Linked DNA regions of Homo sapiens: region 2 is linked to region 1. A link is a contact called in ENCODE Hi-C or POLR2A ChIA-PET data. All regions are on one chromosome and are shown on one strand. Each heading gives the region's core, a stretch centred on a gene start or an enhancer-like site at or near the end of the contact. The rest is flanking DNA. Distances are from core to core; before and after follow the strand shown. Region 1 holds the start of ZNF414 (zinc finger protein 414). Region 2 overlaps NFILZ (NFIL3 like basic leucine zipper).

Region 1 (6,396 bases), core at 1,508-4,007:
CCTGGTATCCACCAGACCCCGCAGGGCGCAGGAAAGAAAGCCCCTCCACCCCTCCCTGGTGGTCACCTGCACGCACCTGAGGGCGCGTCGGAGCCGCCCTGGGGTCTTCGGGGGCTGCTGCCAGCACCTGCGGTAAAGGGGCGGGTCAAGTTCAGAGTCAGGGCGAGCCCAGCCAGCCCTCCTGGAGGCCCCCGACCCCACACTCACCTTGGCTCTTTTTCCAGACGGCGGCGCTGGAAGCCGGCGGCCCGGGTGCAGCGGCCAGGAAGGGGCGCAGGCGCGGGGGGCTTAGGCCAAAGGGCGCAGGGTTCAAGTAGGGCAGGAACGGTCCGGTGGGGGCAGGGGCGGGGGTCGTGAAGGGTTCCAGCAGCGGGAACGGCAGGCCCGGCGCTGATGCGGGGTCAACCTCCGGGGGGCGCTCCGGCGCGGGCGGCTCTCGGTCCAGGGCCGGGGGTGGCGGCGGGGCTGGGCTCTGCGCATGCTCCGCGCAAACATGCAGGTGCTTGAAGAGCGAGCGGTGCGTGCGGAAGCGCAGGAGGCAGTTCTCACACCTGGAGGTGGGCAGAGGGCTGGGCTGGGCTGGGCCTCCAGGGGCACCAGGGAGAGTGTCCTGTGCAATGCCACCCGCCCTTCGAGCGTGGGAACGGAGCCTGGGCACTAATCACCTCCCCGCTCCTGTACAACTGTGGCAGCGACCCTTCCTGACCACTTCGGGTGGGAACCTGGGGAAACCCGGAAAGAAGTCTCAATTTTAAGTTAGGCGGCCGGTTTTCCACTTGGGAGGTAAAGCCTGGCTGGGTGGGGCCACGCCCACGTATGCCCCGCCCCATCCAGGGAGTTGAGGGCGGGGCTTCCCCAAAGGCCCACCCACATCAAGTCCCGCCCTCCAACACCCTGACCAGGAAGGGAGGAAGGCCTGGAGCCCACACATAGGGTGAGGCTAGGGCAGGGCGGAGCTCAAGAGGTCAGGGTCTCACTTGAAGTAGCGATTGGGTTTGTAGTGCAGTTTGCTGTGAGCCACCAGCTCCTGCATGCTGGGGAAGGTCTCGGTGCAGCTCAGGGCTGAGCAGCGGAAGAGCTTGCCTGGTAGGGATGAAGGACAGAGAAGTGGAGACAGGTGGCCAAGGCTGGCTCCGAGGGGCTCCGCCTGTTTCCCACCCTAACCTGCCTCCCCATTACCAGTCCTGGCCCTACCTTCCAGGGACTGTGTGGGCGGGCAGTGGGTTCGCAGATGCTGTGCCAGGTCACGGACGCTGGGAAAACTGAGGCAGCAGCCAGGGCTGGAGCAAGGGATTTGCTTCCCTGCAGGACGCACAGAACAGTGGTCACTGGTCCCTTCCTCACTAGTGCTGTCCCTGACCCCAGGGTTCTGCCCCAGAGAAGCAAATATGATGTGCTGGGGCCTTTACTCTCTGCCTACCACAACAGACTGGTCTGCCACAGTGCAGGGGCTGGACTGGCCAGGCTCACCATTGGAGCCACAGCCTGGCATCCACCGGCTGCTCCGTAAAATGATGAGTGGCATCCCTCTAGAAAGGCCCTGAGGTTAGAGATTCTCTACGTCTCGCTTCTATTGTTTCAGGGACTGTGATTCCCCAGAAGACCCCATCACAGATCACCTGGAGGTGGGCGTCGTCTGGGAGGCCGCAGGTCCTCGCTGGTCCCGGAGACTATGCTGGTCAGGCCAGGGCTGGGTCCGGGGCCAGGCTGGCAGCTGTCTGGGGCTGGGGAGGAGCCCTGCTGCATCCCTCCAGCCCCTCCACGTTCCCACACTGGCGGTGTGGCTGCCTGCTCAGGGCCTGGCTCCTCCGACATGGAGGAGGAAGGGGCTGCAGCTGGCACAGCCGGGGACAACACCTCCTTGTCGGTCTCACTGGAGCTGGGCTCTGCAGTGGCCAGCATGTCTGGGATGGGCCCTGAGGGTTTCTCCTCCTGGTGGAAGGAAGAGGCGGAGAGAACCCTTCTGGGCTCTGGGTCAACCCAGTCGGCCCCCATCCTAAGGAATCACCAGCAGGAGAGGATAGGGGAATACGTAAGGGTGGACTAAGCTCTTTTTTTCTTTTTATAAAGATGGGGTCTCGCCATGTTGCCCTCACTGGTCTTGAACCCCTGGTCTCAAGTGATCCTCCTGCCTCAGCCTCCCAAAGTGCTGGGATTAGAGTCGTCAGCCACTGCACTGGCCCGGATTGAGCTCCTTATGCATACGGGAGAAACATCTGCTCTCCTCAACTAGGATAGGTGGGAGCCCCAGTATGCACACAAGCGTGGCCTAGAGGGAGTGGGCGGGGCCAAGGCTACGGAGGCGGGGCTATGGGCAGGCATGGACTGGGAAGATGCTAGAGGAGCTAGACATGGATTGTCTGAGGACCGAGACCGGCCGGCCTCGAGCAGTGTGGACAATCTTGGAGGTGCTGGGGGCCCGGATGTAAGAAGTTTAGGGGCGGAGTCCTAGCCTGACGGGCGTGGTCCATTCCGGGCCGGGCCCGGAAGTAGGGCGCTCTCCGAGTGACAGCCAGCGGCGGACGGGTGCCCGGATGTGGGGGCGGGGTCGGCCGGAGGCTGTAGGCGCGACAGGGCCGCTCCCCGCCAGTCCCCGCAGCTCCGCCGCGCCCGCGACCCCGGTGCCGCGCTCACCATCTTCGACACGGCTCGGCCTCTTGTTTCTGCGGCTCCGGCGGCTGCAGCTTAGGCGGCGGCCACCCTCTGGGCAGTGCGAGTTCGCGCTCACGTCAGCGCCATTTTCCACCTCTCAGCTCTCGCGAGACTGGGGGCGGGGCCTGCGCAGGGCGCTCGGAGAGGGGGCGGGGCCTGAGGGCAGAGTCACCCTGGAGCTCAGGTCGGACGCTGGTGCAATCTTGCTATCTATCCCCGGGCAGTCAGCGCGCACTTCAGCAGACTCCGTGCACGGAGATCCGGGATGACCTCGCTGTCCTAGTCTTCAAAGTGGGCACCTTCATCCCTCTAGTCTTGTCCCAAGATCAGCCCTGGACAGGCGATAAACAGCAGTTCTTTCTTTATATTTTTTATTTTTTTTTGAGACAGAGTTTCGCTCTTGTTGCTCAGGCTGGAGTTTAATGGCGCGATCTCGGCTCACTGCAACCTCCGCCTCCTGGGTTCAAGCGATTCTTCTGCCTCAGCCTCCCAAGTGGCTGGGATTACGGGCGCCCACCACCACGTCTGGCTAATTTTTTGTATTTTTAGTAGAGACTGGGTTTTACCATGTTGTCCAGGCTGGTCGTCACCTCCTGACCTCAGGTGATCCACCCGCCTCGGCCTCCCAAAGTACTGGGATTACAGGCGTGAGCCACCGCGCCCGGCCAGTTCTTTATTTTTTATAGTGTTGAGACAGGGTCTTGCTCTGTCGCCCAGGCTGGAGTGCAGTGATGCGATCATAGCTCGCTACAGCCTTGACCTCCTGGGTTCAGGCGATCCTCCCATCTCAGCCTCCCGAGTAGCTGGGATTACTGGCGTGTGCCACCATGCCCAGCTAATTTTTAAATTCTTTTTAGAGACAGGGTCTCTCTGTGTGTTGCCCAGGCCGGTCTCAAACTCCTGGGCTCAAGCGATCCTCCCGCCTTGGCCTCCCAAATGTTAGGATTGCAGGCGTGAGCCACCTCGCCTCCCCTTGCACTCACATTTTAAAATGGGGAAACAGCATCGCTCGAGCCAGGGACGTCGAGGCTGCAGTGAGCGTGATGGCACCACTGCACTCCTGCCTGGTCGAAAAAGCGAGACCCCCATCTCTAAAAGTTAAATAAAAATGGGGAAATAGTAAATCAACAAGTGCAAAAACAATCTTTTGTCCTATTCAGAGCAATGAAGGAAACAATGAAATGTCGAAGTGATGGGTCAGGGAAGCCACTCTGAGGAGGTGACTTCGGAGCTGTCTCCAGATGATCAAGGAGTGAGCTGGTGGAAAGCCCGAGGAGCAGGGGGCTCTACCGGATAGCTGGTGGTGATGTCCTGGAGTGGGGCAGGACGGGCTTATTTTGGTCAAAGAGCAGCGAGGTGGCCAGGGCACCACTGGAGCAGAGTGGAGGCGGGGTGTGGAGGTCAGAAAGCGAATATGGTGCGCGGCAGGTCACGCAGGGCCATGGGAGTGGTGCAGAGAGAGGAGTGTGGTTTATGTTGTAACCACTGATGAATTTTTAGCAGGGGGAGGCGCATCATCTGATTCCTGGCAGTCACTTGGAGTAGGATGGGCTGTTGAGAGGGCGGTAAGGTAGATCTAACATCTTAGATCTCTCTGCTGCCATATCATCTAAGATGAGATCATCTTAGATCTCATCATGCTGCCATTCAAGAGGTATTCGTTGAGTTCTAGGCAACTGTAGGGTTTTTTTTGTTTTGTTTTGTTTTTTTTGGACGACATCTTGCACTGCACCCAGGCTGGAGTGCAGTGGCGCGATCTCAGCTCACTGCAACCTCCGCCTCCTGGGTTCAAGCGATTCTCCTGCCTCAGCCTCCCAAGTAACAGGGATTACAGGCATGTGCCACCATGCCAGGCTAATTTTGTATTTTCAGTAGAGATGGGGTTTCTCCATGTTGGTCAGGCTGGTCTCAACTCCCGACCTCAGGTGATCCGCCTGCCTCAGCCTCCCAAAGTGTTGGGATTACAGGCATGAGCCACTGCACCTGGCCACAATTGTAGGTTTTATGTGCAGTGTATTTCCATCTGCAAAGCAAGTTGTACCTATGCACTTTTTTTTTTTTTTTTTGAGACAGAGTCTCACTCTGTCCCCCAGGCCGCAGTGCAGTGGCATGATCTTGCAAGCTCCGCCTCCTGGGTTCAAGCAATTCTCGTACCTCAGCCTCCCAAGTAGCTGGGACTACAGGCTTGTGCCACCACGCTCAGCTAATTTTTTTTGTATTTTTAGTAGAGACGGGGTTTTGCCATGTTGGCTAGGCTAGTCTTGAACTCTTGGCCTCAGAGATCCACCTGCCTTGGGCTTACAAAGTACTGGGATTACAGGCATGAGCCACTGCATCCGGCTTTTTTGTTTGTTTTTTTGAGACACAGTCACACTCTGTTGCTTAGGCTAGAGTGCAGTGATGTGATCACAGCTCACTGCAGCCTCAACCTCCCTGGGCTCAGGTGATCCTCCTACCTCAGCCTCCCTAGTAGCTGGTACTAAAGGTGTGTGCCACCACACGCAGCTAGTTTTTATATGTTTTGTAGAGATGGGGTTTTGTCACATTGCCCAGGATGTTCTAGAACTCCTGGGCTCAAGTGATCTATCTGCCTCAGCCTCCCGAAGTGTTGGGATTTCAGGTGTGAGCTACTGTATCCAGCCCCCTATGGGCTTTTATATGCAGAGAATACCTTTAGGAGATATTTAAAAACTGGGGAGAGGAACAGGGATGTTTGAGTGGGAGAGAGACTGAGTTTTCACTTTTGTGTTTTTTGAATTATTATTATTTTTTTCTGTCCAGGCATGGTGTCTCAAGCCTGCAATCCCAGCACTTTGGGAGGCTGAAGTGGGAGGATCACTTGAGGCCAGGGGTTTGAGACTAGCCTGGGCAACAGAGCAGGACGCCATCTCTACCAAAAATAAAAAGATTAGCTGGGCATAGTGGCACATGCCTGTAGTCTCAGCTTCTTGGGAGGCTGAGGTGGGAGGATTGCTTGAGACCAGAATTTAGAGGCTGCAGTGAGCTGTGTTCATGCCACTGCACTCCATCCTGGGCAACAGAGCAAGACCGTGTCTCTAAGAAAATAAAACAAAAGGCCAGGCACGGTGGCTCACGCCTGTAATCCCAGCACTTTGGGAGGCTGAGGCGGGCGGATTACGAGGTTAGGAGTTCGAGACCAGCCTGACCAACATGGTGAAATCCCATCTCTACTAAAAATACAAAAATTAGCCAGGCATGGTGGCACGTGCCTGTAATCCCAGCTACTCGGGAGGCCGAGGCAGGAGAATCGCTTGAACCCAGGAGGCAGAGGTTGCGGTGAGCCGAGATCATGCCACTGCACTCTAGTCTGGGCAACAGAGCGAGACTCAGTCTCAAAAATAAATACATACATACATGCAAAAATAAAAAATAAAACAAAAACAAATTAAAATTTTTTCTTTTAATTATTATTCATTCAGTTGAAAACTCATTTCATTTAAAAAACAAAGATCATTTTAATGCAGGGTAAGGATGTGTGTGTGTGTGTGTGTGCGTGTGTGCAGGGGAGGCTAGTGCAATCTGGGGAAGGATGGGGTGAGGTGGCAGAAGGGACAGGGACCCAAGGAAGGAAGGGAGAGGAGGGACTGGACTTAAGAAATTTTGTAAAAGAGTCAACAGGATGTGGGGGTGAGCAGCAGGCGGGGCACACATGACTGAGGTCTGCAGTCTGAAGATGCCTGTAACCTAGATAGGAGATGATTATCTTTTAGCATATGCTAAACG
Region 2 (6,255 bases), core at 3,238-5,737, 160 kb after region 1:
ATCCCATGGCCAATATTGGCTATTTCTCTTAGTTTCACTCAATAAATTACTCTTATGACATTAAGATTTTATTAAATTCTAATTTAGGAGCAGAGGGTTGGCCATTTATCTTTCTCTTTCTGTCAATCTCTCTCTCCTTTTTTGAGACAGAATCTCACTCTGTTGCCCAGGCTAGAGTGCAGTGGTGTGATCACAGCTCACTACAGCCTCGACCTCCCCAGGCTCAGGTGATCCTCCCACTTCAGCTTCCCAAGTAGCTGGGACCAGAGGTGCACACCACCATGCCCGGCTAATTTTTGAAAACTTTTTTTTTTTTTTTTTTGTAGAGACAGGGTTTTGCCACATTGCCCGGGTTGGTCTCGGACTCCTAAGTTCAACTGTTCCTCCTGCCTCGGCCTCCCAAAGTGTTGGCATTACAGGTGTGAGCCACCTCGCTCGGCTGTTGGCCATCTCTCTCTACCCACTGTCCCACCCTGCCCTGTCAGGGGATGGAAGCCCCATTCCTTATTAGGGAGGGACTGTGGAGTCCAGTTCAGCACCAGCCTTACAATGCAAGGAAAGAAAAGAAAACAGGAAAGAGGGAGGGGAAACCACAAACAACCCTTAGAGAGCCACAAGTGGCTCCAGGGCTCAGTTCCTGAGTTAGACCTCGGTTTTGGGCTGCTAAATTCTAAGCTCCAAGCTCTAGTTCCATCTCTGCCACTAAAACCCCATATGACCTTGATAAATTCTTTACCAGCTTTGGGTCTCAGTTTTTCCTTCTACGAGTCAACCCATCTCTTGGATTTTCTGGGAACTACAGTCATCCCTTGATATCTGGGGGGGATTGGTTCTGGGGTCTCCCTTGGATATTAAAATCCATGGATACTCAAGTTTCTAATCTAACATGGTGTAGTATTTGCATATAACCTATGCATATCCTCCCAAATATTTATTTATTTATATTTTTATTTTTTTGAGATGGAGTCTCGCTCTGTTGCTCAGGCTGCAGTGCAGTGGTGCGATCTCGGCTCACTGCAACCTCCGCCTCTCGGGTTCAAGTGATTCTCCTGCCTCAGCCTCCCAAGTAGCTGGGATTACAGGTGTCCACCACTACCCGGCTAATTTTTGTATTTTTAGTACAGACGAGGTTTCACCATGTTGGCCAGTCTGGTCTCGAACTCCTGACCTCAAGTGATCCCCCAACCTCGGCCTCCCAAAGTACTGGGATTATAGGCGTGAGCCACAGTGCCCTGCCCTCCCATATACTTTAAATCATCTCTACATTACTTATGATAACTAATACAATATAAATGCTATGTAAATAGTTGTTATACTATATATGTATTTTTTATTTTATTTTTATTTATTTATTTATTTTTTGAGACAGAGTCTTGCTCTGTCACCCAGGCTGGAGTGCAGTGACAGTGGAGACTTACTTCAGCCTCCACCTCCCAGGCTCAAGTGATTCTCATGCTTCAGCCTCTCCAGTAGCCGGGATTACAGGCATGTGCCACCGTACCCAGCTAATTTTTGTATTTTTAGTAGAGACAGGGTTTCACCATGTTGGCTAGGCTGGTCTCCAGCTCCTGGCCTCAAGTGATCTGCCTGCCTTGGCCTCCCAAAGTGCTGAGATTATAGGCCTGAGCGACTGTGCCCGGCATATACATATATAATTTTAAATTTGCATTATTTTTATTGTTGTCTTGTTATTTTTTTCAAATACTGTATTTTCAATCTGTGGTTGGTTGAATCCATGGATATGGAACCCGAGGATACAGAGGAATGATGGTATACTTTTCATATCTGAGCTCTAACTGGTTCTTTTTATATCTACATGTTTTTCTTTCATAACCTCCTGTTCTTGTTTGACAGTTGTCATTCCTTCCTTTATCTTTCTGAGTCACCTAACATATTCATTGTACAGCTCTTTCAAGATTAAACTGATATTCTCTATTTCCTCAGATGTAATATCTTCTAGTTGGGGAGTTTGTGGGAATTTCTTGAAGTGGCCACAGATTCATTATCTTCTTTAGGTTATTTCTCCTTGGTCTGGGCCTTCTGCACGTGCATGCTTTTGACCTTATATATTAGGGGACTCTGCACTTCCATGCGTGGGAGACTTTTATCCTTGTCATTGGGCATCTCTGCTTTGGTCTCTGGTTCAAGTTAGCATTTTCCCACCATTTCTCAGTGTCTGGGAGGAATGGGGAGGTTTTGGTGTGTATTTGGTCTCGAGTGGATAGTCAATTTACCATCTGTAAACAGATACAGTTGTGTTGGGTGATGTCCGAAGGTTCTCAGAGACATTTTCAACACAGATAGTACAGAGTGTGGCCGGAGAAGTCCAGTGGGAGAGGATTCTTTTATTTTTTGAGACAGAGTCTCACTCTGTCACCCAGACTGGAGTGCAGTGGTGCAATCTCGGCTCACTGCAACCTCCATCTCCAGGCTCAAGTGATTCTCCTGCCTCAGTCTCCCGAGTAGCTGGGACTACAGGCGTGCACTACCATGCCCGGCTAATTTTTGTATTTTTTAGTAGAGACAGGGTTTCGCCATGTTGGCCAGGCTGGTCTCGAACTTCCCACTTCAGGTGATCTGCCCACCTTGGCCTCCCAAAGTGCTGGGATTACAAGCATGAACCACCAAGCCTGGCCAAGAGAGGATTCTAACAACAATAAATGAAAAATAGCTATGTGGGTTATTTATTATTATCAGGTACCAGCTCTTAACACATCTTACCTTATTTATTCCTTATACAACCAATGAGGTAGGTACTGCTATTATTCCCCTTTTGCAGATGAGACATTGGAAGCTCATAGAGGTGACCTGACTTGCCCAGGCACACTTAGCTAGGGAGGAAAATTTGAACCCAGTTAAAGCAGGTGTTCTTAATCCTGCCTATTTCATTGCATCCTGACAGCATGGATACTAATCTCAGCCTTGCCGTATTGTTAACTGTGTGGTTTCTTGACCCTTTTGTTCCTCTGTGGAAACCAACCTCTACCCTTCAGAGGTGCTATGCAAACTCAAAACTGTGTCCTCACTGAAACAAGTGGAAGTATCTGGGGACATTTAACCTGGTGCATTAGGAAGGGTTTGGGTACTGGATCCCATTGTACCTGGATTCTGGCTGTGCGACCTCAGGCAGGTCACTTGACCTCTCAGAGCTTTGCTTTCCTGATCTGTCAAATCAGGATGATAGCCGTGCTTTACTTTCCTCTCTGGGTAGTGGTGAGTGAAAAGTGAGATGTTCCATGTACCTGGCATACAGTAGGTGCTCAATACACAAGAATTGTTTTCCCTGGAGGAGAGCAGGCTGTTGTGGGAATAGGGAAATGTCAGTGTCAATTCCTCAAATCCCCAAAGGGTTCTAGGGTCCAGAGGAAGGGGAGATTCTCCACGGATGTTAAGGAAAGAATGAATTCTAGCAGGGATGGGTCCAGCAAAGGTGGCTTCTAGCTCTACTCCAGGAAAACTTTTTGGACCATGAGAGCTCACCTAATCTGACAGGTGACTTTTTTTTTTTTTTTGAGGCAGGGTCTCACTCTGATGCCCAGGCTGGAGTGCAGTGGTACATCACAGCTCACTGCAGCCTTGACTTCCTGGGATCAGATGATTCTCCCACTTCAGCCTCCTGGGTAGCTGGGACTACAGGTAGAAACCACCACACATGGCTAATTTTTGTATTTTTTGTAGAGACATGGTTTCATCATGTTGCCCAGGCTGGTCTTGAACTCCTAGGCTCAAGTGATCCACCTACCTTGGCCTCCCAAAGTGTTGGGATTATGGGTGTGAGCCATTGCACCTGGCCCCATATTTTTTAGAATAAACCATTAAACGTATGAATATTTTGGGAATGAACCAATAAATGCATGAATAGTTGAATAAATTAAAGAATGAGTGAAATGTGAGTGAGTGAATGAATGAATGAGCAGATGAAATAATACTCAAAAGGCAGGCGCCATGAGACTGGAATACAGTCTGATTGGATCCTCTCTTTCCCAAAGGGGTGGATGCCGGAGACCTTCCAGTGACTAGGAGTTCTTGCTGGGTTGGGTGACTATAGAATCCTGCAAGGCTTTTACTGTTTGTTTTCTGAGCTCAGTCAAGATTTCCAGACATGGCCAGGCGCTCTGGCTCATGCCTGTAATCCCAGCACTTTGGGAGGCTGAGGCAGGTGGATCACCTGAGGTCAGTAGTTTGAGACCAGCGTGGCCAACATGGCAAAACCCCGTCTGTACTAAAAATACAAAAATTAGTCAGGCGTGGTGGCAAGCATCTGTAATCCCAGCTACTCGGGAGGCTGAGGCAGGAGAATGGCTTGAACCTGGGAGGCGGAGGTTGCAGTGAGCTGAGATTGCACCACTGCACTCCAGCCTGGGTGACAGAGTGAGACTGTCTCAAAAAAAAAAAAAAAAAAAGATTTCCAGACATGGGAACCTCTTGAACACATGAGCAGGCCACATGGTGTGGCAGAACATTCTCTCTAGTGACTTTAGAGGGGATGAGCTCCCTGTTACAGAAGAGGACCAAACAGAGCTTTGATGTCACTGGTCAAGGCAGCTGCGGAGGCTGCTTGGCTGGGGTGGGGCTGGCCTGCGATGGGGCCATCTCTGAGAGAGACCCTTTTCCTGTTTCTTCATCCCCCTCCGGCCACTGCAAGGAGTGCTGCCTGTCTCGCCACCCTCCGTTAGCACTTCCTCTGCGACCACAGGAAGGCCCAGCCCAGCTCTTACTGTGTTTTCTTTAAATAAACTCGGGCAGCAGAACTATCTGCTGCCCCATCTCCCTCTGGGTTCCTGTGGAGGTGTAGGGGGCGGTGGTTAGGGGGGTTCAGGCCAAGCCACAGACGGGAAGGACTCAGACCACAGTGATAACAAATTTTCCTCTATCTCAGTGGTGTGGCCTGAGAGCTGACTGCTCAGAGTCACTCTGGCCTGTCCTTTCTTTATGTGACTACCAGCCCACACTCACTTCTCTTCCTTGGGCATTGCTGATTCTGGTGTGGCTCTTGGGGACCCCTGGGCTGTGTTCCTCTTCCTTTCCAGCCCAGCTGTGTTCATCTCGGAGCTTGCCTACCACTTCTGTCTTCTCTCCTAGAGCCAAGGTGGTACTTTCTAGATGCTGGCCCCAGAGCTCCGGGATGTGCCGTGGACCTCTACACAGATGTTCATCAATTCCTGGGCTCTGGTCAACATCCGTTGAAGTTGGAATGGTTGTTGGGACCCCCTCTGATGTCCCCCCAAGACAGGGCCAGGAATGTGGCAGGGGAATTCTGTGGCTAGTGGGGGACCCCAAGTGAGGGCTTGTCTGGGGTCTTGTCTGGGGCTCAGGTGAGCTGTCTGGGCAGTGGAAGACCCAGGCCCAGCCCTTTGTGGGGAGAGAGGACCCATTCAGGCTCACTGCACCTCACTGTTATGGGTTCTGCCCTTTTGAGTATTCCTTCATCTGCTCATTCATTCATTCATTTACCCACGCTTCACTCAATTTTAATTTATTCAAATATCCATGCATTTATTAGTTCATTCCAAAAAGATATTCATGCATTTGTTAGTTCATTCAAAAAATCCATGCATTTATTAGTTCATTCTAAAAAATAGTCATGCATTTATTAGTTCATTCAAAAAAATCCATGCATTTATTAGTTCATGCAAAATAATCCAGGCATTTATTAGTTTATTCAAAAAAAATCCATGCACTTATTAGTTCATTCAAAAAAAATCCATGCACTTATTTGTTCATTCAAAAAAACCACACATTTATTAGTTCATTAAAAAAATTCATGTGTTTATTAGTTCATTCCAAAAAATATTCATGCATTTATGAGTTAATTCAAAATAATCCATGCATTTGTTAGTTCATTCAAAAAATCCATGCATTTATTAGTTCATTCAAAAAAAATCCATGCACTTATTTGTTCATTCAAAATCCATACATTTATTAGTTCATTAAAAAATTCATGTGTTTATTAGTTCATTCCAAAAAATATTCATGCATTTATTAATTCAAAAAAATCCATGCATTTATTAGTTTATTCAAAAAAAATCCATGCATTTATTAGTTCATGCCAAAAATCCATGCATTTATTAGTTCATTCAAAAATATTCAGGCATTCATTCAAAAAATATTTATGCATTAAATAGTTTATTTTAAAAAATATTCATATATTTATTAGTTTATTCCAATAAATACTTTTACAGGGCCTTCCTCCTTCATTCCTGATCCTGGGGTGGAGGTGAATTGAGGAACATATGAACACTGGTTTTAGGAGTC

The links. A loop is a pair of places that touch in the nucleus more often than their neighbours do. ChIA-PET counts read pairs that join two places held with the same protein, here RNA polymerase II (POLR2A). Pooled maps may share reads with other maps.
Region 2: a pooled map shows a loop between it and region 1 (3-fold over the local background). The contact joins the enhancer-like site here to the promoter of ZNF414 in region 1. A Hi-C loop is called at or near these places in 1 of 50 pooled maps. POLR2A ChIA-PET finds 5 or more read pairs at or near these places in 4 of 52 experiments (WTC11, activated CD4-positive, alpha-beta T cell, activated naive CD4-positive, alpha-beta T cell and 1 more).

What each region holds. Positions count from the first base shown.
Region 1 is chr19:8,511,410-8,517,805 of GRCh38, forward strand. ZNF414 (zinc finger protein 414) reads right to left here and starts at 2,758. Exons shown (of 8, transcript NM_001146175.2): 1 at 2,635-2,758; 2 at 1,620-1,932; 3 at 1,195-1,302; 4 at 978-1,083; 5 at 208-551; 6 at 77-127. The coding sequence starts at 2,637. RefSeq lists an enhancer at 1-880 and a silencer at 2,459-2,768.
Region 2 is chr19:8,666,609-8,672,863 of GRCh38, forward strand. The region is part of intron 3 of NFILZ (NFIL3 like basic leucine zipper); the gene reads left to right. Among named protein-coding and RNA genes, the nearest start is that of ACTL9, 29 kb to the right of the region's middle. RefSeq lists an enhancer at 4,940-4,989. Within about 2 kb of position 4,488, at least 3 of the 41 ENCODE cell types and tissues checked have a DNase peak (open chromatin) inside an H3K27ac peak, as active enhancers do.